Linked DNA regions of Homo sapiens: region 2 is linked to region 1. A link is a loop called in an ENCODE intact Hi-C map of the cell type or tissue named here. Cell type or tissue: dorsolateral prefrontal cortex. All regions are shown on one strand. Links, peaks and the distances in the headings refer to the core of each region. The heading gives the core; the rest is flanking DNA.

Region 1 (16,926 bases), core at 4,854-12,853:
AGACTGAGTTTTCACTCTTGTTGCCCAGGCTGGAGTGCAATGGCGTGATCTCGGCTTACTGCAACCTCTGCTTCCTGGGTTCAAGCAATTCTCCAGCCTCAACCTCCTGAGAAGCTGGGATTACAGGTGCCTGCCACCACGCCTGGCTAATTTTTGTACTTTTAGTAGACACAGGGTTTCACCATGTTTGCCAGGCTGATCTCAAACTCCTGACCTCAGGTGAGCCACCCACCTCTGCCTCCGAAAGTGCTGGGATTACAGGCGTGAGCCACCGTACCCGGCCCTTGTTATTGTTATTAATCATTATCAATCATTAACTTTACAGATATTAAAGAAATAGGGGCCATGTTCTACATGCGACATTGTTTTCCTGGCACACAGTAGACAATTCAGGAAATGTCTGAAGAAGGAATGGGTAAAATTAAGATACCAAAATGGAATTGAGGGGAGAGCAGGTAATTGTAGAGAAAAAGACTCTTTATGGCAAGAAACAAAGTAAAAGAAATGTATAGACCGGGCGCGGTGGCTCACGCCTGTAATCCCAGCAATTTGGAAGGCCGAGGCGGGCGGATCACGAGGTCAGGAGATCGAGACCGTCCTGGCTAACACGGTGAAACCCTGTCTCTACTAAAAAACACAAAACAAATTAGCCAGGCGCGGTGGCAGGCGTCTGTAGTCCCAGCTACTGGGGAGGCTGAGGCAAGAGAATGGCGGGAACCCGCGAGGCGGAGCTTGCAGTGAGTCGAGATCACGTCACTGCCCTCCAGCCTGGGCGACCAGCGAGACTCCGTCTCAAAAAAAAAAAAAAAAAAAAAAAAAAAAAAAAAAAGTATAAACCAGACTAAGAGGGGAATAAAAGCAAGAAGAAAAAGAAACGTAAGAACACCAGTAAAGGAAAGACAGGGACCGAGACAGGTGGTTAAGGGAAATGAAAAAAAAAAAAAAAAGGTGAAAGTCAATCCAAACAAAGAAAAATGGCACTTCCAACCAAAAAAAATGAAGGTGTAGAACCCTGTCATCAATTGCTCAGAAAAGAGAGACACTTGAGCAGGGAGGGGTTTGAGAAAGGGGAGAAGGAAGGAGTGAGAGCCCTAAAAAATAATGTTCCTAGCTACCCTTTACAGCTGTCTCTGCAGGGAAGACTGGAGAAAGTAGAGGGGGAAATGAATGCAGGAAGAAACTGCCTCTGCAGAGCAGGTAAGAGGAGGTTGTTCAGATTTATGGATTTTATTAAGCCAGTTTTCTGTATCACTCTGCTATAAAGGAAAATAGCTTCTGCAGGGCTGTCTCTCCTCCTTCAGGTGGGGAACAAAGGGTGGGTGGAGTCAGGGACAGAGTCTGGTCTGCGAGATCGTGACGTGTCTGCAGCTCCGAAGCACTGCAGGTGTTTCTGGGTAATGTGCCACATCATGTTTATATCACGAACGGGAATTGAAAATCAGTCTGTGTGAGGCAGAGATGAGCCCACATCTGTTATCCTCCCCAACAATAAATAAATAAATAGCCCAGACAAATGGATGCCAGTCCATCTACAGCAACATTTTAAAGCATGTGCTTTATGACAAAACTGGACCCAGGGTCTGACAGAGACTGCAGGCTGCCGTGAGCACTGTAGCTATCCTGAACATTGATGCTACATATTGCTAAGGGGAACATAATTTATAGCATAAACCCTACAAGCTTCCACTAAGGTTGAGTTTTCCTCTCATTTTCTTGCCGTTTTATTGGCTTCACTGCATGGTTGCCAATAGCAACATCCACTGGTAGCAAGGGGAGTTCAACACCATTGCAATCTGCCATACAGTGGAGCCCTGACAATGTCAACCATCAATCTAGTAGCTGTTTGTAATTGCCTCCATCTATTTCTCCTGTCTTGAGGTATCTTTCCTATTGTGGGTCAAGATTTAGAAACTGCTGACTAATGCCATGGGTCTGTGTCTCCATGACTATGAAGCAGTGGACAGGAAGGTAGCAGCTTCCTGGTGCCAACAACCCCAGAGGTTAGAGGTTGAACTCTTGCGGGTTTCAGGCGTTTTTAATCCCTTTTCTAAACAATTTATAATTTTGCAAGAATGTGAGGCATATGCAGTTATCCATATAATCTGCTTTTCCAAAAAAGAGAAAGGAAGTTTCCCAGTCCTTATTATTAATGTTTATTTCCTATTGGAGAAAGACATTTGAAATATGAGCCTTCTTGTAAAAACTCAAACTGACCAGATTATGTTTGCTTCCTCAGGTCTCTTGGCATTAATTGTTGAAATAACTTCATCCTACTTTTTCGATGAGATGTATTTTTTTCAGACATATTTATTCTTACTAGTCACTATGTAGCTATTATGTGCACAATCTACAATGTAGTGGCAATCCTGGTGGGTAGGGACAGCTTCACATACTGCAAAGGGTGCCATTCAGTGCATAGCAGACTGGAACTCCCTCCTAGCTTGGCCACCAGCTGAACCTGTAATCTTAGGACTCTCCAAGTCTTAGAATCTCCATCTATTACATAAAAGCACTGACTTTTATTCAGTCCCCACACCAAAGGACCAAGACGTGTTTAGCTTTAAAGAAATTTTCCAGATAATTTTCTTTTTTATTCTTCTCAAATAAAATAGCAACAAACCTAAAGCAGTCATCTTCTTAATAAAGACATAATAAAACTTACATATATGGGGTAGATGTAAGCACAATCATACTACAGATGTATCTTGAGCCTGTCTCTAATTATGATGAAAGATGTAGTCATCAATACAATTTAAAAAAAGATATGTCCTTTTTTTGAGACAGGGTCTTGCTCTGTCACCCAGGCTGGAGGGCAGTGGCACAATCACAGCCACTGCAGCCTTGACCTCTCCAACTTAAGTGATCTTTCCTGCCTCAGCCTCATGAGTAGCTGGGACCACAGGTGTGCACCACCACACCCAGCTAAATTTTGTATTGTTTGTAAAGACGAGGCCTCACTATGCTGACCACACTGGTCTCGAACTCCTGGGCTCAAGCAATCCTCCTGCCTTGGCCTCCCAAAGTGTTAGGGTTAGAGATATGAACCACCACACCCACCTTATATGTCCTTTTATTTCATAAAAAACAATTTTAGATTATCTGATATCACACATATCCCATAAATGGTAGTCATTAATTTAGAAGTGAATTTATAAAGTTAAGAGAAGTTAAAATTGCACATGCATTTTGTTTCTAAAATCTGAGATGTCTATGCATTTCCAGGTATTGTATATTTGCAAATACATTGGGTTAGAAATCATCTTTAACATTTTGTGTTAGTGTAATAACAATATTATCTAATATTAATGCTGCCAGAATCCAGTTGCTTTTTCTGTGTATCAAAATTTATCATAACTTTTTCCACTTAACACTAGGTAATTAAACAGAATCTGCCCAATTTATTCTGCAGTAAAATTATTTTAAAATCTATTTTTCCTGCTGACTCTTAGAAATTGCAGAAAGACAAAAACCAGTTTCATCTCCAGTAATAGTGTGAAACAATTTCCTTCCAGTGGGACAGAAACCTAGACATACTAGGGAAAGATTTAAATATAAAGAAAAATGCCTTGGCTGAAAAAAAAAAAAACCACCAAAACACAAAAAGGATTCATTAAAGCAACAGAACAAAACCTAATTTGGGACCCTAAAAACTCTGGCAATGCCACTGTAATGAAGTTTCATTATCTGCTTCAGAGTAACAGTCTCTGAAATTGTTATTCTGCTACATGCTGTAAAGAACTCCCAAAACTCAAATGTATCAGGAAATGTAAAGGTTAAGTCTGACTACAAGAAGGCCAAAATTGCACCAGCTTCCTAAGTGAAGAATAATAGAATAAAACATATAGAGGGCAGAAATAAAATGAGGTGTATCTGGAGAATTTCATGATGAGCATTTAGATTTAGCAATGCCCAATGTCATGCTGACACTGTTTGTCATGACCTTGTCTTCAGCTAGTAATTTGGGGTTGTACTTTTTTAAATTTAATTTTGAATGTTCTTGCATGTTTGGTACCTCTCTCCTCACTGCTAAAGATAAATTGTTTATCTGTATAACATAACTACACCAATGTCATTTTTGTATACGCTAGTACACAAATGTGTTTTTTTATTAAGTAATGAAGTATTTGCTGTGAAAAATGTATTATTTGTGCCACCGTTTATATCTGTGTTCATTTTCTGTGTGTATATGCGTGTGTATTCGAATCTCAATTTTTCTTTTACTCTAGTTTAGATTAAGACATATTTAGATGAAATTTTAAAAATAACATTGGAAATAGGAGGCTAAGTTTTGTTGAGTCTCATTCCCTTGGGGGGAAATTGCTTTTGCCATTTTATTTTCATGTACAATAACCTAAAAAGGATCTCCTACTGACTTCCTTCCTAATTATTATTGTTTTACACGAAAGAAAGGAAATACGTTTTCAATTGAGTTGTTTGAAATCATTCACTTTGTGTAGATTTCCCAGACTGATGTTTCATTGTAAGAATATTACATTATAGACAGGTTGGCCATTTCACAAGCAACTAATCCATAGTTTTGGAAGCCCGCTTTAAGAGACCTGAATATCTTTGTTTTTAATAAAATACTTAGAGTTTAACTAAAGCTCTGGAATAATCTTTATTTCTTTTGAGAAGGGTGATTTCAGGGCTGAAAGAAGGAAGCAAGCATCCAAATACCTACAGTTTAAATGTTGACTGTTAATTTAGTCCATTAACCTTGTGTTGATCTGTGATGTTTTCATGTGTGAGAGGGACACTAGGACACGCCTGTCCATATAGCTTTTTAAAGATGACAAAAGGTTCTTCAAATTATCGAAGTTTTTCTGGAGGTAGGAGAGTCTGCGGACAAATGCTGGGTTCCTGTGTCCGTTACAGATTGCTCAAATTTGCATGGGCAATTACACAGGGGGATCGCATCAATGCAGGGCCGCTAGCCACACTGTCGCCATACAATTACACAACGGCTTCGGTGCTTAAACTTTAAAATTCTTACACCATTGTGCCTGTTCTATTAGAACAAACTGCAGCAAATGATCCAAAGCCAATTCAAATGACTGGAGAGGAGGTGGCCAGGGAGAGAGAGGGAAGAGGTGCAGTGTGACCCTCTACTGGCCAGCATAAGCAATCACCATTGCTGGCTGCTGCAATCACTGGCTTCTTTGTGCTTTGCAGTCTGCAGTTTTAAAGTGGGGCCCACAGTAAGGCTCACCTAATTCACAGAAGGGCTGTGAGGATTAATGAGGGAAGTTAGGCAAAGCAGGCCTGATACTCAAAGTACTGCATAAACACAGGGGCTTGGAGTAGCTCTTTGTCTGAATGGTTGATTTTTTTTTTTTAAATGCTGCTGTATCCACAGTTTTGCCTTCTCCATTAATCCCTTTTATAAACCAAAATGCTATTGTGTTCTCCCTGGGAAGTTAATTTAGACAATAATACTGTAAACCCCAAAATACAAGCTACTTGATCAAAAGCAAGGGATATTCAAGAAGGAAATCTAATTAAAATATTAATAAAGCTGGAACTACCCGCAAAAGGAGAGTTCATAATGAGGTTAAATGTCACACCATCTGAGGACAAATGTTCTCAAGTGTTGATTTTAGCATACACTCTTTCCCAAAGTCTTAAAAGGTGGAACAGATGCTCCAAAAAGTCAGTCAACTATATTTCCAATTTGGCACTAATTTATAGTTTTCTTCTCTGTTCACGGTAGAAGACTGGAGTGGGAGAAAGGGGATGCAAGATAACTGAACTCCACAAACTGTCCATCCTGAAGAAAATGGTCTGAAATCCAAGGGAAAAAGAAATAACAACTGGAAAATGGATTTGCAGAAGGTCCTCCCTTATAAAGGAAGATGTTTGACCACAGCTGTGGTTGAAAAACTCACAAATTAACAATGTTTACCAACAGAAAGGGGCCACAGATACAGTATAAATAAGACATACCTGCCAACTAGTTTTAAAAGAGAATGCCAAATAGATTGTACATACAAATAGAATATGGGACTTGATCATGGCATATTTTGGCAGGCAGAACATAAGTATGCTAAGAACCAAGCATCATGCTTTTTGTTCCTATCTATTTCGCCTAAATGAAACTCTTCTACGTGATAAACATGTCTCCCTTTGTGTAGCAAAATCCACCCTGAGTCCAACTCAAATTTCATCAAACTACAATTCCTTTCTACAAGTCACCAAATCACTTTATTGCAACCACCAAATGCTTTCCTATTAATTGAAATGGTATGATACACTTACTTTTTGATATATCCTCCAGGTTTTCAAGATCCTATTGCAAACAAAATGATGCTTTATGACACTTTATAATATTCCACCCTATTTCATTCTTTCCATAATTTCTATCATTAAACAGCCTTCTCTCACCACCACGCCCAACAAAACTAATCTATTCCCCAACTGCCTATCAGAGACCAGATAAAAGTCAGTCTATCACAGCAGCAGTGATGGTCATGCCAATTTCACAGTGTGATTTGTGCACTCATTTCATTTTGAAAATGACCCTGCCCTCCATCTGTCTAAGCAGAATGTCCTGCTCTTTTCAAGCCAGGCCTCTGGAGCAGCATCACATGAAATAAGGAGGAAGAGACACAGAACGGCCTCCCTCCTGCCCACTTCAGCCACCATGCTCACAGGTACCCACACAAAGAGGAGAACCCCAACTGAATCCTGGTAGGGATCCCAGAAATTTGGAGGAGAATATAGTCCTTTTATTTTCATACATTTTCAAGAAGCCATTTGAAGATGATGTAAATACAACTCTGCAAAACAGAGAGAAAGACTAATGAAGGGCAATTTCCCATTCCCATGTTGTCATCTCACCTTAATTTAATAGCAAATTACCTAAGGTAACAGTACATATATAAGAATTTTAAAATACTGAGCCTTGCGAGGCACAGTGGCTCACACCTGTAATCCCAGCACTTTGGAAGGCCAAAGTGGGAGGGTTGCTTGAGGCCAGGAGTTCGAGATGAGCCTGGGCAACATGGTGAGACCCTATCTCCATTAAAACATTTTTTAAAAAAGATTAGCCAGGCATGGTTGTGCACCTGTAGTCCCAGCTACTCAGGAGGCTGAAGCATGAGGATCACTTAAGCCCAGGAGTTCAAGGCTGCAGTGAACTATGATCATGCCACTGCATGTCAGCCTGAGCAACAGAACAAAGCCCTGTCTCTAAAAAATAAATAAATAAAATACTGAGCCTAAATTCCCAAGGGAGAACCATCAGGCAGCCTGCTGTAAAGAAGTCGATGCACCCCTTCCCCCAATTTATTACTGAGCAGTATCCTCTACCCATGTACCTCCTTGGGCTTAAGACTCTAAAAGGGTGCACCAAGAGATCAGATTGAAAGAAGCCTCAGAATAGAGTTATAGTAATATTCCACAGTTGCTTTCTGTGGGGTCTTAGGTGAGCCAAAGTCCCATTCAATCCTGAAATGGGTGCAGTTTCCCTTTCTTGGAATTGATGCACTGGGAAGCTCCTTGTCTAGTTCCAGCCAAAAAGACCCAACTCTGCCAATTCCTGGCAAGGGAGAAGACTGAGTAAGTACATAAAGTCAGTCATATGATGATATGAGCAATCACACACCTACTAAAAATCTCCTTCCAGTGATACTGGGTAAATACGAACTACACAACTCCAGTAGTCACATCTGCTCACAGCTGGAATCAAGGCCTAGAAGTTCAAAGTTTACTAACTACACAAAGTTAGTTCATTGTTTTAATGGAGAAACAAAGACAATAATATTCCTTATACACACTTAGCACCAAACAATGGGCCCTTACAAACTCACGTACATGAGATACATGGATTGGGTTATTCATCAGTCACTATTTCCTATTGAAATTGGTTATTGGATATCATGGTTCAGCCCCTACCTACCTAGATGTGGCTTTAAACAAACTATTAATTTAATAGTTTGATTTAATTAATGTAATACTTAAATCTTTAAACCTTTCTAGCCCACAGACTTCTTAAACTACAATATGCAGAATGCAGGCTGCTTATTCAAATTAGAAATACTATATGTAAACAGTCTCTAATAGAGGTGCTATATGATATGGTTGACATCGTTATCAACCGTATGATAGCTGTGAAGTTTATATACAGAAAAGATTTATGGGCAGTAACACTATTATGGATGCATACAAAGGATTTGCAGTAATTATGTAGCAAACAACACACTTTTACTTGGATTAGGTTTATATTAGGTGCTAGAGAGACCAATGGATATCATGGGAGATGACAAAAGATACTGATTTCTTATTGGCAGAGACAGTTGGAGGACCACAGCAATGGATACAACCAAGTGTAAACGCCAACATATACTCAGTAATTTTTTTTTTGTCATGGAAAAGGAGAGATACTGCGATCAAAAACAGATCCTCTCCCAGTACCAATTAAGATTCACAGCACTTTTTCCTTATTAACCTCTGGAAACCACCAAAATAAGAAGGATTTCTGTTTGCTGCTGTATTCTGTTCTTACAAACTGTGCCCTCGGGGTAGCATAAGAACCTGCTCTAATTCCAAGGGAATTCAAGGAGTTAACTCCCTTTTGCCATCCCGCTCCTTTTATTAAAAGGTCCTTTTATTGTACTGACGATCTCTACTTTATTAAAAGTAAGCCAAACGCCAGCATTAGTATAGACCACACCAATGCACAAGGCTCAAAATCGCCAGAACATGGTGCCGGAAATCTTCCTCCGATTCGCTAGAGACCGAGGTGGCACAACAGACACAGAGAGTGCCCCTCATCTTTAGGGGGCAGGGAAGGCGAGTGACCGTGCGTCCACACGGGCCGCGAGTCGGGTCGGTGCAACAGGGACTACGCCTCCCAGCATGCAGTGCGGCCACGCCTGCGCAGCGGCGCCACAGGAACGATGCATGCCGGGACCGGGAAGATTCAGTCTCTGAACGGCCCGGAGTAGTCGTCTTTCCCCTTCTGACTGCCGCCACGCTGCAGTCCAGAATATTTGAAGATCAAACCGAACTTGAGAGACTAACGAGAACGGTCCCTTTTTATTCCTAACAGATTCCTTCCGTGGCAAAGTAACCCGTCGTCTTCCGTTTCCGGTTGCCCGGTTGCCCTGTTGCCGTGGTAACCGCACGCATAACAGCCGTGGTGGTTATGGCTGGTCTGAGCGGCGCGCAGATCCCCGACGGGGAGTTTACCGCGCTAGTGTACCGGCTCATCCGCGATGCCCGCTACGCCGAGGCGGTGCAGCTGCTGGGCCGAGAACTGCAGCGGAGCCCCAGGAGCCGTGCCGGCCTGTCGCTGCTAGGCTACTGCTACTACCGCCTGCAGGAGTTCGCGCTGGCGGCCGAGTGCTATGAGCAGCTGGGCCAGCTGCACCCGGAACTGGAGCAGTACCGCCTGTACCAGGCCCAGGCCCTGTACAAGGCCTGCCTTTATCCGGAGGCCACTCGGGTCGCCTTCCTTCTCCTGGATAACCCCGCCTACCACAGCCGGGTCCTCCGCCTGCAAGCTGCCATCAAGTATAGCGAGGGCGATCTGCCAGGGTCCAGGAGCCTGGTGGAGCAGCTGCTGAGTGGGGAAGGGGGAGAAGAAAGTGGAGGCGACAATGAGACCGATGGCCAGGTCAACCTGGGTTGTTTGCTCTACAAGGAGGGACAGTATGAAGCTGCATGCTCCAAGTTTTCTGCCACACTGCAGGCCTCGGGCTACCAGCCTGACCTTTCCTACAACCTGGCTTTGGCCTATTACAGCAGCCGACAGTATGCCTCAGCACTGAAGCATATCGCTGAGATTATTGAGCGTGGCATCCGCCAGCATCCTGAGCTAGGTGTGGGCATGACCACCGAGGGCTTTGATGTTCGCAGTGTTGGCAACACCTTAGTTCTCCATCAGACTGCTCTGGTGGAAGCCTTCAACCTTAAGGCAGCCATAGAATACCAACTGAGAAACTATGAGGTAGCTCAAGAAACCCTCACCGACATGCCACCCAGGGCAGAGGAAGAGTTGGACCCTGTGACCCTGCACAACCAGGCACTAATGAACATGGATGCCAGGCCTACAGAAGGGTTTGAAAAGCTACAGTTTTTGCTCCAACAGAATCCCTTTCCTCCAGAGACTTTTGGCAACCTGTTGCTGCTCTACTGTAAATATGAGTATTTTGACCTGGCAGCAGATGTCCTGGCAGAAAATGCCCATTTGACGTATAAGTTCCTCACACCCTATCTCTATGACTTCTTAGATGCCCTGATCACTTGCCAGACAGCTCCTGAAGAGGCTTTCATTAAGCTTGATGGGCTAGCAGGGATGCTGACTGAGCAGCTTCGGAGACTCACCAAGCAAGTACAGGAAGCAAGACACAACAGAGATGATGAAGCTATCAAAAAGGCAGTGAATGAATATGATGAAACCATGGAGAAATACATTCCTGTGTTGATGGCTCAGGCAAAAATCTACTGGAATCTTGAAAATTATCCAATGGTGGAAAAGGTCTTCCGCAAATCTGTGGAATTCTGTAACGACCATGATGTGTGGAAGTTGAATGTGGCTCATGTTCTGTTCATGCAGGAAAACAAATACAAAGAAGCCATTGGTTTCTATGAACCCATAGTCAAGAAGCATTATGATAACATCCTGAATGTCAGTGCTATTGTACTGGCTAATCTCTGTGTTTCCTATATTATGACAAGTCAAAATGAAGAAGCAGAGGAGTTGATGAGGAAGATTGAAAAGGAGGAAGAGCAGCTCTCTTATGATGACCCAAATCGGAAAATGTACCATCTCTGCATTGTGAATTTGGTGATAGGAACTCTTTATTGTGCCAAAGGAAACTATGAGTTTGGTATTTCTCGAGTTATCAAAAGCTTGGAGCCTTATAATAAAAAGCTGGGAACAGATACCTGGTATTATGCCAAAAGATGCTTCCTGTCCTTGTTAGAAAACATGTCAAAACACATGATAGTCATTCATGACAGTGTTATTCAAGAATGTGTCCAGTTTTTAGGACACTGTGAACTTTATGGCACAAACATACCTGCTGTTATTGAACAACCCCTCGAAGAAGAAAGAATGCATGTTGGGAAGAATACAGTCACAGATGAGTCCAGACAATTGAAAGCTTTGATTTATGAGATTATAGGATGGAATAAGTAGTTATGACTGATAGTGGCTTTTTTCAAAATGGCTTTCTTACGTACCACACTTTTTTTTATCTGTATTTAGCCTTGGCATCTTTATATTTGTCTTATTTTGAATCTTATCCACTTTGTAAGAACAAGTTTATGTTTGAGCAACTTTTTCATTTAATCCAGAAGGGTAGGGACTATGCAGTGTAAGCTGCATCACTTCTGCTTTCTTCCTACTAGTGACAATCATCTGGTCTTGCCCTCAAGCAACAATTGCTAGAGTAACATCTTTGTATAAGCAAGTAACCCCAGATAGAGTTGACGTTTCAGCTTTGGGCTGTCAAAAGGGTATGTCATGGACCAAAGCACTGTTAGTACGGGTATGTTTGCATTTGGTCACTGATATGTAAATGACTGCTAGCCCACGGCTGGACCACTTCTCAATCAGCAAATAAAGCCATGTCTATTTTGCTATCTCAGCATAGACTATGCTGTCTGATAAATCTAATTCTTAACTCTATTTCTCCAGTTTTTTAGTCCTTTAACTTTCTGGATTGCAACGAAGTCTAGTTTAGACCTCTAAGCCCTTTTAGAAGTACAAGTATAATGGGAATTTCTTTTCTTGGTTCTTTTCAGGTTATGAGGTTTGGTCAGTGACAAAATTTTTTTTCATAATTTGGTTGATTGGTTGCTTCTTAAGTTTTATAATAAACGTTTTTCTTCATGTTCTATTTTTGATTTTACAGAAATGATTTTGCCTCCTTGTGGATACTGACATATATTAAGTGTGGAAGCTTATTAATATTTTTGGTTTTTTAAAAACTGAAATTTTTAATTTTTACTTTTTAATTTTTTAGGAAAAAATAAGCACTGAACTGAGAATGAGAAGAATAAAAGTATGAGTTCCATACCTTCTAATTTTAGGCTGTCAGAAATTCCTTTATTCTTTGGGATTTCACAATCATTTGAACTATCAGAAGCCTTTACAATTACTTTTAGCTGTAACATCCGATTCTGTATAAGCCACATAGAAAAAAGTTGCCTTTCTTTTTTTATGACCTGGATATATAAGCAAATCAGCTAGGAAATATATAATTGTATTTTATATTAATGTTTTCTAGGATTTTGGCTTACAGTAAATGTTAACCCCTATGGTAAGTGATTGTTATTGTTGGATGTTATACTGATTATTAATAAGAAATTTGGATTTTTGCCTTTTTACCTGGAATTTTTGCTTACAGCCGTAGCTATGAATATATATAGGGTGGTCCCCAGTCTCTGTTATGGTTGCGCATAAATTAATAATTTTATAAGTATTTAGAAATGGTATAATTCTCTTAACTTCCTCTTTCAGTTTTTGTACTAATGTTTGTTTTTGTTCGGGAAGAGGAGATTTGCTTTTAATCCTTCCAAAAAATGATGAACCACCGTTCCATTCAGTAGTTTGACAAGCTGTTATAATGTGTATTTTTTCCTCAATTATTCTTGAAATATTTAGAGCCTCTCCTGCTTCTAACATGAAGGCCTTTAGATGCCAGTCTGCCAGAAATCTGGAAACAGAGGAACCGGTGAAGTGAAGATGTAATGGAGATTTAGCTAATGATGTACTTCACAATCCACCTTGGATCTCCTGCATGTCCAAATCTCAGTAGTTAATCAAGTGTCTGCTGCCATTAACAGAACAGAAGTAATGGATAACAGAATGGAAATAAGAGATGCCAGAACTACTTCCATAACTAACTCACCAAATCAAATCATCAGTCCTCATATTCTTGTTTTATTTAATACAAGGAGAAGAGGCCATGCACTTTCCAAAAGGTCAAAGCCACATAGAATAGGAAGGCAATCTCTAGTTTAAAGCTTTCTCTTGGAGTGTTTTCTCCCCCTGTCTTCAAAGGGTCTACTTGAGAGATAGTGGTGTTTACTGCTGCAGCATGTATCACAAGATAAGAAATGAAAAATCAATCTTTCTTACCACCCTGTTCTCTTTCCCTTTTTTATCTTTTCCCTTTTGTCAATTATAGAATTATAGGGACATTTTTCTCTGATAGCTGGAAGTTGAACCTCAACCAGGTATAAAAGATGCATAACAACCTTTTAGCAGTAAGTGTCAAGTGAGTGAGCACTATGATTATCAAGGTGACTTTGGAAACCTTTTAAAAATGCATTTTTGCAAAACAAGATAACATATATTGATAAAAAGTGACTCTCAGATTGGTAATGCCAGAAAAAATTTTAAGAGGACTCACCAAAAGTACTAGATCTATGTAAGTTGTAGAATAGAGTGAAGTTTTTTTATATATTTGTGGTAGCCTCCATCTTTTAAACTTTTTGAACTCAGTAGAAAAACAGACTGAAATTTTAAAGACATGCAGTATTTGTATCATTTTAAATTCTGTAACACTGGGAATTAAATATACTCAACTTTAGAGGACACTTGCCTTACTGTAATCTATAATCATTTTATATTGAAAAATAGGGCCAGACATTAGCCAAACGGTAATTAATTTACTAGCCATAGGTATAGTGTTTAATATTCTCTTGGGGAGTGAGTCTTTACTAAGTGATTACTCTATACTTGATACCACTATTAATTGAGGTTCTTTTGGTTGTTTAATTAAATCAGCTCCTTTGGATTTGGGCCAAGATTGATCCACCACATACTGAAATCCGTTCTACAACATCATAATGTGTATTTACTAGAAAAGGACTTGCTTCATAAGGAAAAATTATTAGAATATAGAGACTTATAAGTACATTTCTAGTGTGAAAAATAAGCATTTGTTAGTTTAAGTGAGACCTGCCAATAACTTGATTGCAAATATTAATATCATGTGAACATATAAAATGGGCCCAAATCCTTGTTCAAAAGTGAAATTTGCACGTTTGTGAAATAAAACACATCAATATCAATGACTGAATACCTTAATTCAAAACAGCAAATGGCTAAAATTATACTATGCAAGCAGGACCCTAGTAAGTTATGTGGGAAAGCATTTATTGCTGCTAATATTTTATTTTCAATTATTTCATTAGGAGAGTCAAATGCTTAAGATAGAGGACACATGACTAAAAGTTTCACCAGCACTCATGGCATCTGCTATAAAACATGTGTCCACAGAGTACCCACAAACTCTCAAGATCTTAAGTCTCAACAGTAAATTACTGGTTAGTTTTTCTAATCAGAGTCTCAACGTCTTAGTCCCAATTCTTCCAAATTTTCCAAAACCATACACTATAGTGTATATGGAAAGGAGAATATGTACTTTTGTGAATATAAAGTGTCTGTTCCATTTTTAGTCATGAAGTACCATAGGAAGAGATGGTCACACCCTAACATTGTAAAGCAAAAGAAAGCTTCAGGAATCAGACCATAACAGCAACACTTTGCTGAAAAATATTTAATTAGAAGGCAATACCACATACTCACATATGCTAAGGAGTGCAATTATTTTGTATGTTTACTGGAAAAGGCAAAAAATTTTTCTGTAGTTAAAACAATATTTTTGTTTCTAGAACTTTTGTTCTTGTACTGATTCATTACCATTAAACTGTTTTCACAAAATGCCAAAGAACAGAGGAGAGCTATACATGATTTGACCAAGACGCTGCAAGTAGTTTCAGAAACTGAGGAGACTATTTTTCTGACAATGTATATAAGATCTATAATGAAATGATTGGTAAAATTATAAAATGGTTCTGGAAATAATCATGTAAAATATAAAATGGGAAATTGTAAATGTGATTTTTTTACATTTGTAGATACGACCTAAATAGGTTCTTTTAAATTACAAATTAAGGATTAAGATAAACATCTGGAATGTGTCTGCAGCTAGAGTCTGAACAATGAGGGCTTAGACCAGTTCATCTCTTGAATCATAAAACTGAGGCTCAGAGAGATTAAGATGTCTTCCCCGGGATAATATGATAGAGCCAAATAGGATCCGGGCAAAGCCTGGATCAGAATTCAGGGCGTCTTACTCAATTCTCCTGCTCTTTCCACTCTACTACCTTTCTCTTAGGGCAGGGACCCCTCTTAGGGGCCTACAGGGCCCTCCAAGTATAGAAATAAAGGAAAATCCTGAGTTCCTACAAGGGAAGTTCCAGCCACCTAGCTAGCCCTGAAAAGCAAATAAGCAACTTGATGAGCAAGAAGGTATTAGTAACTTAAGGCGATAGCCAAAGAAATTGGAATCACAGGATGTTTGGTTCCCCTATAGGAACTAGAGATAACATCTTAACATATGTCCTTGAATTGTTTTTCAGAAACCCAGACCCCCACCAAACAGATCTGCCTGCACATAGACCTCAGATAAGGGGGAACTGAGGACTGAACTCTGACTGCCGTTCTTTATGGTCTAAATTTTTTTCTGAGGTGCCTGGAGGAACCCACACCCAGGAGCCAGAGCTTACATTCTTTTCTGCTGACCCCAGAATTTTTAAACAAACCTTCTTTTCCATAACCAATTGCAAATTAGAAAATTTTTCAATCTATCTATGATCACTAAGTCCCCACTTCAAGATATCCTGCCCTTTTAGGCCAAACCAATGTGTAAACGCCATATATTGATTTACAATTTTGCCTGTAACATCTGCTTTCCTAAAATTTACCCCTGCCTTTAAAAAACCCTTGCTTGCAAACCATAAGTCAGGACTTAAGCAAGAACTGCCTGATCCTCCTTGCTTGGCACTCTGCAAATAAATGTCCTCCTTTCTCCTGCTGCAAACCTCAGTGTGGATGTTTGGCCTTATTGTGCCAGGAGGGCGAATCCCTGTTCAGTTCCATAACACCTTCTCTTAGGTATTTTTTGTTTTTTTATTTGTTTGTTTGCTTTCTTTACAAATTTTTCTATCAGTGCTAGGCATTTCTTTTCCCAGAGCTATGACTTTTGCCACTTCAGTTCCTGCTGATAATTTAATCAGTGGTTTAATAGGCTTTTTCCAAAATACACTTAGTGAGAACATTCCAGGGCTGGCCTAAATTACACTATGGTTTACAAAAGTGCGTTGAGGGTTCCTGAGCAGGTGTGCTGTGCTATTTGCAGCAGCGCAGATTTAGCTGCGGTGCAATCTGGGCTGGGCAGAAAGATTATTGACTCACCTGTTGTTTCATCACTGCTTTGAAAAAAATCACCTTATATGATCCTTCTTCAAGTCAGTGATTTTCTTCTCTTCATTATAGTTTCCAGCCACCAAACACGTAAAAATGGCTGTCAGAAGGCTTCCCTACACCTTAAGTGCAAAGAGTTGTGACTCACTTATCCAAAAATCCCAGCATAGAGCCAGCTGATTTCACAAGTATTTACAAAGTGTTACCAGAGACTTTTGAGGCCCCGTAAGGCTTTACCTTTACTTGCAAAGTCCGTTTGAGCTAAACTCCTAAACACCCTCTTCCAGGAGATTGATTGCTCATTTTGCTTAGGTTTTGAGGAGGAAAAATTAAAAGCAAGCAATTGAGCCATGATTAAGTCCCTGTTATTTACCTTCTTTTTTCTTTTTGTACTAATAATTCTTAGTCCACATTCTACATGAGAATCAGTGGGTAAACTTTTTAAAAAGTAAAGATGCCTTGGCTCTAACCCCTAACAATTCTATTTCTATTTATGGAGATGGGAGTGGGAGGAGGGGTCAGTTTTTTTGTAAGTCCCCCAGGTAACTCTAATGTATAGCAAAGGTTAAGAACCATTGTTCTGTATACACACAGTAGTGACCATGTGACTGCTCTGTGCTGGTGTGAAGGTTGTGGTGCAACATGTTTGAGAATAAAGTAATCCTGATGCCCAACCTAAAGAAATGATGCAAAATGAATAA
Region 2 (8,000 bases), core at 1-8,000, 58 kb before region 1:
GTTCAGTTTTGGCAAGCCATGATTTCTTCTGTTTCCTGGGGAAGTGGGGGTGCAAGTTGGGTGGAGAAGGGATTTTTGCATCCTAGAAATCAGAGTTACATAGCACAAAGGAAGTGGGGAGTAACTTTTGCTTTTCTTTAGAGACAATAGGCATTGCGGATAGAAAACCAGTCAGAACAATATTGGAGGTGGAGATAAGGAGTCTGTTCTAGCCTTTGCCTGGGACGTCTTCCAAGTTGTTTAGAAAGGACAGTAGCAACCCACTCTGTTTATGGGGCAAATTTTAGCCTCTCTTGCAGCCACTCCAGAGAGTGGGCACTATTCCTCTTTCTCTCATACCCCATCCTTCTACTCTCTCCACCTCAACCAGACCTTCTGCTGTCTTATCCCTGTTCTAACATTGCTAAGTTTTGCTGGGAGAGCTCGTGAGGCCAGGGTTAGGGCACACTGGGTCTGCTCCACAACCAGGCAACTACTGGATTACCCCAAGCGGAAACCTTGACATAGTCCTGCCGTATCTGCTATATAAAATCTCTGGCACCATCTTCTGAACACAGGCCACTGCCTGCCCCACCCTCTGTAGCTGTCCTCATGTCACCTTCCTGCAGCCCTCTCCCCAGAGGGCTCTAGTTTTTTTCCTCTATGCTTTAATATTCCTCTGTATTATCTTTACAGGCCTTTTTCTTCATTTTTCATCTTCAAGACCAGCCCCTCCACTGGTGCCCTAATTCCATTCCTTCCACCTCCTCGCCCCTTACCCCAACCTGGCTCTATCAATCATGCTCCTTCAGCTTCCATTTTCAAAATCTGTTTTATTAATCATGACCTTTCTAGACCTAAAAACACACTTCTGCCTCCCCAATCAAAAAGTCATCCCTACAGGCTGCCTTTTCTCCAGACCCCATCATAGTTTTCTCCTTCCCTTTACTCCCACACTTCCTAATTTCTTGCAAGGCAATTTCTTTCTTTTTGTATAATTTTTAATGCCATGAGTAATTATATGAATATATATTTTCTGTAACAAATCAAACATTGCTAATAAGCCCCCAGATCTCCTTTGAGCTCAACCCCCAATTCCCATACTGGTTGCACAGCTGTATTTTGTTATTAGTGTATTGTGTTTTTCCAGACCATTTCCAAAGCATTTACATACACATGCACCCTTAGGAAAAATACTGTTTAGTGTGTATTTTGATTGTCTATTTTAACATAAATTGTATATTTACATACCAATGTGAACATGGTTTTCCACTCAACTACATGCTTTGGAATTCTTTACATGTTTTTACCTCATCATCTTTTATCGTTGCACAGTATTCCAAAATACAGATATACCACAGAGTATTTACCCATTCCTTACTGAGGAATTAAGTCTGTACTATGTGATTTCTGCTTCTGTTGAACCACAGTCACCTTCCAAGTATTAAAAGCTACAACCTTTGTTCTCTTCAGCTTCCTGATCTCTTTATAGCCCCTAATTGTGTTGGCCTCTCTTTTCTTAAAACCCTCTACAGCCTTGGATTCTGCAAAGCCATATACGCTTCTGGATTCTCTCCTTTATTTCTGACTCTTTCCTTCTTAGTCTTTTCTAGCCCTTCTTCCCCCCACCATCCACTAAACAGAACTGTCCCCCAAGGATGTATTTTTTATTCTCTTCTCTTTTTCCTCAGCATCCTTCTAGTGTCACTACTATCTCTTCTCAAATGACTCCCAGCCCTTTTCTTGGGCTTGCCTCTCTTCTGAGCTCTTTTCCTGAAATGCCATTTCTGAGTTTCTCTGCCTAGATATTTTCCTACAGAGATTTTCAAACTGTTTTGACAAGGAACCCCATATGGAAGAAATATCTTATTTGGAAGCATGTTACATAAAATGGAGGTGCTCTGGGTTCTCCCCTCTCCCCTCATCTGCCCTCCCTCCCCCATTTCATGGTTACACTCTGACCACCTTGCACCAAGGGTGGTGCTCTAAGGGAGCACCATCTGTAGAGAATTTTAAAATAGTAATAAAACCAACTAAAAGTCAGTCTGCTTTTTATTACCACCATGTGCCAGCAATTCTAAATAGTCAATGGTGAGATATACCTCCTAAGAAATGTCTTTTATTGGTATAAATTCCAAACAATTGCTGAGGTTACTGTTAAGATAAAAATAATTGATATGAAAGCTTCAAATAAGCACATGTTTATTATTTATCCTTTCTTTGCACACGTAATGTAAGTTAATTCTAAGAATGCCCAGGCATACAGCTGGCTCTTGACATAGGTAGATGCAGCTATACACTTTCAATAGTAAGTTCCTAACCATTTAGAACCTCTCAAACTCTCTGGGTGTCGTTTGTGTTTCTAACCTTGCAGAACTCATATTCCTGCTTTTAAAGACTATATTCAGAACAAACAATGATAGCACGGTGATGGTAAAGATGAAGACATACAACTTGAGATACTTTCATTCTGTCATTTTATGTGATCATTCGTGGGTTTTATTCATGGTTAAAATTTAAAACTGAAATAAGTGCAAACTGCAAAGTGTCATATTTTTGTTAGGCAAGTGCAGATTTCAGTCTACACAAAATCTTTGTACTCAATTTGAATATATCTTTAACATTAAAATTTGTTCATTTTAAATTGTTTTACAACTACAGAACAAATCAAGAAGATAATGATTGTCACAAGATTATTATTGAAATAATTTTGGCATATAGAGGAGAGGTATGTTAACTCACTATAAACTGAACTAGAATTATAGGGACCTCAGTCTAAAACAGTTAGTAAAAACTCTCTCCCTGGTCTTTTACTCTCAAAAAGATCTTTCACTTCTTGAAGAGCCTTAATCTAAAAAATAACATAGAACTGCTCATTTGTTTTCTTCAGTTCTTCCTTTGCAATCTTCCATCCCTGTGCCTCCCTTCCCACTCTCCCTTCCTTGTTTTAGGCTCCTATCAATTTACATCTCCAATGAGTCTCCTTCCTTCCACCCTCTCCTTCTTCAAACCATCCTCACATCCACCACCTAAAGTTTCCTCCCTAAAGGTCTATCCAGGTCCCTCCTGAGTCCCCAGGCTTAGTTGACTCCCCAGTGCCAGATGGACAAAGGTTGCAGCCACTCTACCCGTCCTACCTCTCAGCCTGTCCTGTCTCCCTTCTCTGCATGGACTTCTTGCTCCACTGTATTCATTGAAGTAGAGATTCTTCTGTCAGACAAAGGATTCCAATCCCAGCTTTGACACTTAATAACTGTACAACCTTGTGCAAGTTACCTAACGTTTCTGAGCCTTATTTTTTTAACTTTAATAAGAGATAATAATAGTATCACTACCACATATAGAGACTGAGTCAGTCACCCTGTGGAGACTTCCCAATAAGTGGTAGCTATTAGAATTATCATCTGAGGACCTAGCAGATACTCAATAAACTTGTTGATCAACTGATTAATGGCAATATGCATTTGAAGAGAAAGTTTCAAATTATCAACTGGACAGAACCTAAGTAATTATCCACATTATGATACAAATAGGCAACCTCATAGAGATTATTTGCTATGCAGGAGAGATGCTGAGAAATCCAATGCTTTAGCCAGTCTTGTCCCCCTCCAGTACTGTCAGCATCCATGTGTAGTAAGAGGGCATCTGGTAGCTTTGTGATAGGCACAGAATCCTGAATCATTTACTCACCTTGGGAAGGGAAAATGACTTAATCTCTGTGTGCTTCTGTTTACTTATCTGTAAAATAAGGATAATAGCAACTACCTCTGGGGTGGTGATGACGATTCATTTAGTTAGTAGTTTAGTTAGCAGTTGGTTAGTAAAGCACTTAGTACAGAAGCAGACACACAGTAAGCAGTGTAGAAATGCCTGATACAGAAGGTCAAAAATGAATAGACTGATGTGTCTCCCTTTGCGTAGTTCTTAACACAGGGATGTTTGGAATTAGAGGTTTCATCAATGCTGCTCGAGTTGAGAGGGCTGCTGATGCCGGTGCCACCTGGTTGTGCCTTGAATGACCTATTGTTATCTGTGACCCTGCCTTGTTCCCTGGAGGGGTTTCCTGTGGGGGGACCCCCCTGCCATCTAAGCATGCTCTGCCATCTGGGCAGCAGACATGTTTCCAAGGCATTAGATCTGGCAGGGTATGAAATGTTAACACCGACATCAGGACAGCCCTCTGACCTTTGGTTGCATACCCCTTTCTTCCAAAAGCAGTTAGCCAAGATGTGGTTCCCCAGCTCAAATCCTATGTTACTTTTCATCACATTCTGCTGGTTATCAGCACAAAGAAAGCAGATTTGGGACAGAGTGTGCCTTATTTTTCCTCCTCCCACCACATTAAATTATATATAAGCACCAGAGCTATCTACAATTTGAATTGTTCCCAGTGTTTCCATGGTTCCGTATGAATTATGGTTAACCCTGCCCCTCAAAACTCTGATTCAGACCATTCCTGTGCTTTCTTATGTGCCCAAATTAATGAGAGCTGGAGCTGAGTATGTTTCTTCTTCATAATGCTTATAAACCATTGTTGGAGCCAGGTAGTAAACTGGAGTGAAATGATACAGCTCTTGCCCATAAATCTTAGCTCTGTAGAGCAGATGAAAATGAAGGAGCCCCTTATGTGGCATGTGCCTTGCCTCTTTGGTGTGGGTTTTCTTTTGTTCCCATCAATCAATGATAAGTTGGTAAGTAGTTTCATCAGCCATGTATATAGTGTTATATACTGATTCTCTTGCTTATAGTTTAAAAAAACCCAACAACATTGTCCATTATAAATTATTTTAAGCAGAGCTTGCTTAGCTCAGGTGTACAGAAAGTAGTGCTTTGCTTTCCTTGATTTGCTGCAGACAAAACAAAAGGGCCACCAGAGGATGTGTGAGAGCTTTGTCTTCCTAAGCAGCGTGGCCACATGATGGAGATGCTGAACACAGGGACTATAAACAGTGCTGCCCCTTGTTGAGGAAAGGAAGATGTGAGCTGGCCTCGTTTCCATTTTATTTTATTTATTTATGTATCTAGGACGGGTTTGTTTAGGAATGCAACAAAAGATTATTCAGGCTGTTTTGTTTGGTTCTGTTTTTCAGATCAATGTTAATGACAGCCTGTGACCTTGGAGCCGTGACCAAACCGTGGGAGATCTCCAGACAGGCAAGTGGTGATTAATGGCAGGGCTCAGCAGAGGAGGGACTGGGGGGCGTAAGGGGGACACAATATTCCCAGAGCCCTGACTACCAGGCACTGAAACCCTAGTCAATTTGCATCAGTATTAACATGGTGTAAAAAATAGCAGGAGGCTTAGGCACGACACAGTTTATTGCACAGCCCTTTTTTTTTTTTTTTATCGTGCTTTCACTAAGCAATAGTATTTCTGACTCTGTAAGATATTTTTAATGTGCGAAATCTGAATAATACATTGACCATTAAGGCAAGAGTTTCAAAGATAGGATTTTTGGCAAGATAATCACATCTCAGTACAAAGTCTTGTTTTCTTTTTTTTTAATATCTGAAAATAAAAGGAGGCAAAAAGGAAATTATATTTTTCTTTTTAAATATTATTTAGATATCAGAAACCTCTGTGGTCAAAATATGCAGTATCCAATTTAACTTGCAGAAAAACAAACCATGCCTTTACCACCTATCTGATTTCTCTGCCATAAAGCATTAGTTCTATAAGAATAGTTTTCAATTTAAGTAACTACCCAACTGAAGACCAGGGATTACTGATGGTATTTAGAGGTTAATCGTTATGTGCGTTTTATGATGCACCTACTGTGTGGGGTCCAGAACAGTAACTTGGCATCTAAAGACTTGACGTTTTAGGGAAAATAAGATGCATTTCCATATCAATAAATAACTAATATTTATTGACTGCTTTATATATACTATCTCATTTAATCCTTAAAATTGTAGTCAGCTGAATAATGGCCACCCAAAGATATCAGGTCCTAATCTCTGGAACCTGTAAACATTACCGTGAAAGGAAAGAGTATCTTTGCAAATGTGATTAAGCATCTCAGCTGCAGACTGATCCTAGATTATCCAGGTGTGCCCTAAATCCAATAACAAATGTCCTTATAAGAGGGAGCAGGGGGAAATTACACACTCAGAAGAAGGCAATGTGAAGACAAGGCAGAGATTGCAGTGATGCAGCCGTGAGCAAAGGAAAACTGGAAGAGGCAAGGAACGAATTCTGTCCAAGAGCCTCCAGAGGGAGCACATCCCTGCTGACACCTCAATTTCTGCCCAGTGAACTGATGTAGAACTCCCGGCCTCCAGAACTATGACAGAATACACTCCTGTCGTTTTGGCCACTAACTTTATGGTAATTTACAGCAGCCTTAGGAAACTAATATGGTTATTATCCCCATTTCACAAATGGGAAAAATGAGGCTTAGAAAGGATAAGCAGCCTGAGTTTAAACAGCTTGTAGGTGGCAGAGCTAGGTATAGATTCTAGCAGATTAGGCTCCAAAGCTTTCATTCTTAGCAGTGTGTTATGGGTTCCTTCACATGATGCATCAGTCAGCATTTTTAAATGATGCAAGCGTATCCACAGAATAGGCTATGTTATCATTTTACCCAAGATCTTAGTGGCTTTAAACAACAAATTGCTCACGAACATGGGCACCTAGGGTTGGCAGGCGCCACTTTGTCCTTATTCTGTATTGGGGCTGAAGGAACAGCCACTACCTAGATCATTCTGACAGAGGCCCTGGAAGGTCTTGCACTGGCAATTAAATGCTTCCCGCAACAATTCATCAGCCAGAACTTGTCACATGACCCCACCCAACCAGGAAGTACCATCCTTCTATTTGCTCAGAAAGGAGAAAGCCAGAAATAGTGAATGCATGACTACCAGAGTTTACCCTTCTCATCACCAAAAATGTGATTCATTCTCCCTCCAGCAGACAAAATATACCCATCCTTCCTCCAAGAAAGACAACCCAAATGTCCCATCAGTCACGGCATCAAACTCTTAAGTCCAGGATCTCTGGGAGATACATGCTAGTCTCTACAACAGATCTGGATGCAGATTAAAGACCTACACACACCCAAAATACAGAGTCCAACATGCACCCAAAGACTCCCATTCGGAAAGGGAAGAGATGAGCGATATTCATAGCAATGTGGAGTGGTGAGTGGTCCATGGCAACTCCAAAATCCCACTGGGTACTCACTGTGAGGTGTTCTACCATGCAGGGGACCCTGATTCTCTGGGAGATGTTCTCTGGTTCCTTTTTCCCTTGACCTTTCAATCCTCCCTGGGAAATTATTCCTTTCCCATCACCCTTCTTAGCTTTATCTGAAGGTCAAACTGCCTTCTTCTCACCTAAAGAAGGTTGAAGTCCCAACACTTGTTTTGTGTAATCATGGGCTTAGCGTTTCTTTGGCACCAAAACTCTCTTGTACGTTTAGTCAGCTTTTTATGTTTTTGATTCAAGTCCTTTCCATTTGCCCATAACCACATCCACATTCCATACAAACATCTTAGATTTTCTGTATTTATTTGCTTCTTTACATTTAGGAATAAAGAAATGTGGCAAATATATTTATTTCTTTCTCTCTTCTGACTTAATTCCTAGTGCCTTGGGCCTAACAGGCTTCAGTGAGAGAACCATATAGGTAAATCATTTAATCGAGCCATTTTTGTCCAGCTAGAAGGATATGCTGCAAACTACCTAATTCATTCAGATTCTAACTCTAGATGTCTTTTATTTGATTCTTGTTACAAAGCTGAGTCCTAATCAAACTTCGTCAAAGTGTATCGCAATTTTCATTTTCATAGTTTGGAATTGAGAAGCAATTTTATCTTCCATCCCTACAAGTCCCTGAATTTGCGACTATTTCCATTTCCTTTCATTCCTGGTTATAAGCCTGTTCCTCCTTTTCTAACTCACTTCCTGTAATTCCTCGCAAAACAGTCAATGGCAATCATCACATGCTACTAACATTTTGTTTTCTAATCTCATCTCCGAAGACTGTAAGTTTATTCAGAACATTGTTAGCTTTTAGTTA

The links. Hi-C counts contacts between places; a loop is a spot of excess contacts. Peaks named below come from ENCODE experiments on the same cell type or tissue, not always from the same donor. Only the 100,000 strongest peaks of a DNase experiment are listed, where the experiment ranks them.
Region 2: it touches region 1 in a loop (9-fold over the local background); 3 of 110 quality-filtered maps call a loop at or near these places.

Annotation. Positions count from the first base shown.
Region 1 is chr2:177,610,921-177,627,846 of GRCh38, reverse strand. IFT70A (intraflagellar transport 70A) reads left to right here and starts at 9,105. Exons shown (of 1, transcript NM_152275.4): 1 at 9,105-14,848. The coding sequence starts at 9,146. The coding sequence ends at 11,143. IFT70A-AS1 (IFT70A antisense RNA 1) reads right to left here. Exons shown (of 3, transcript NR_198966.1): 2 at 10,327-10,546; 3 at 8,609-9,559. PDE11A (phosphodiesterase 11A) reads left to right here. Exons shown (of 20, transcript NM_016953.4): 20 at 1-4,603. RefSeq lists an enhancer at 8,803-9,032. In dorsolateral prefrontal cortex, for the core only: CTCF peaks have their summits at 5,122 (motif pointing left) and 8,822; DNase peaks (open chromatin) are centred at 8,856, 9,116 and 9,466; H3K4me3 peaks cover 2,078 bases; H3K27ac peaks cover 2,702 bases.
Region 2 is chr2:177,672,588-177,680,587 of GRCh38, reverse strand. PDE11A (phosphodiesterase 11A) reads left to right here. Exons shown (of 20, transcript NM_016953.4): 17 at 5,070-5,133. PDE11A-AS1 (PDE11A antisense RNA 1) reads right to left here and starts at 7,266. Exons shown (of 5, transcript NR_136171.1): 1 at 7,163-7,266. In dorsolateral prefrontal cortex, for the core only: a CTCF peak has its summit at 4,929 (motif pointing right); DNase peaks (open chromatin) are centred at 4,887 and 5,127; H3K4me3 peaks cover 898 bases; H3K27ac peaks cover 1,184 bases.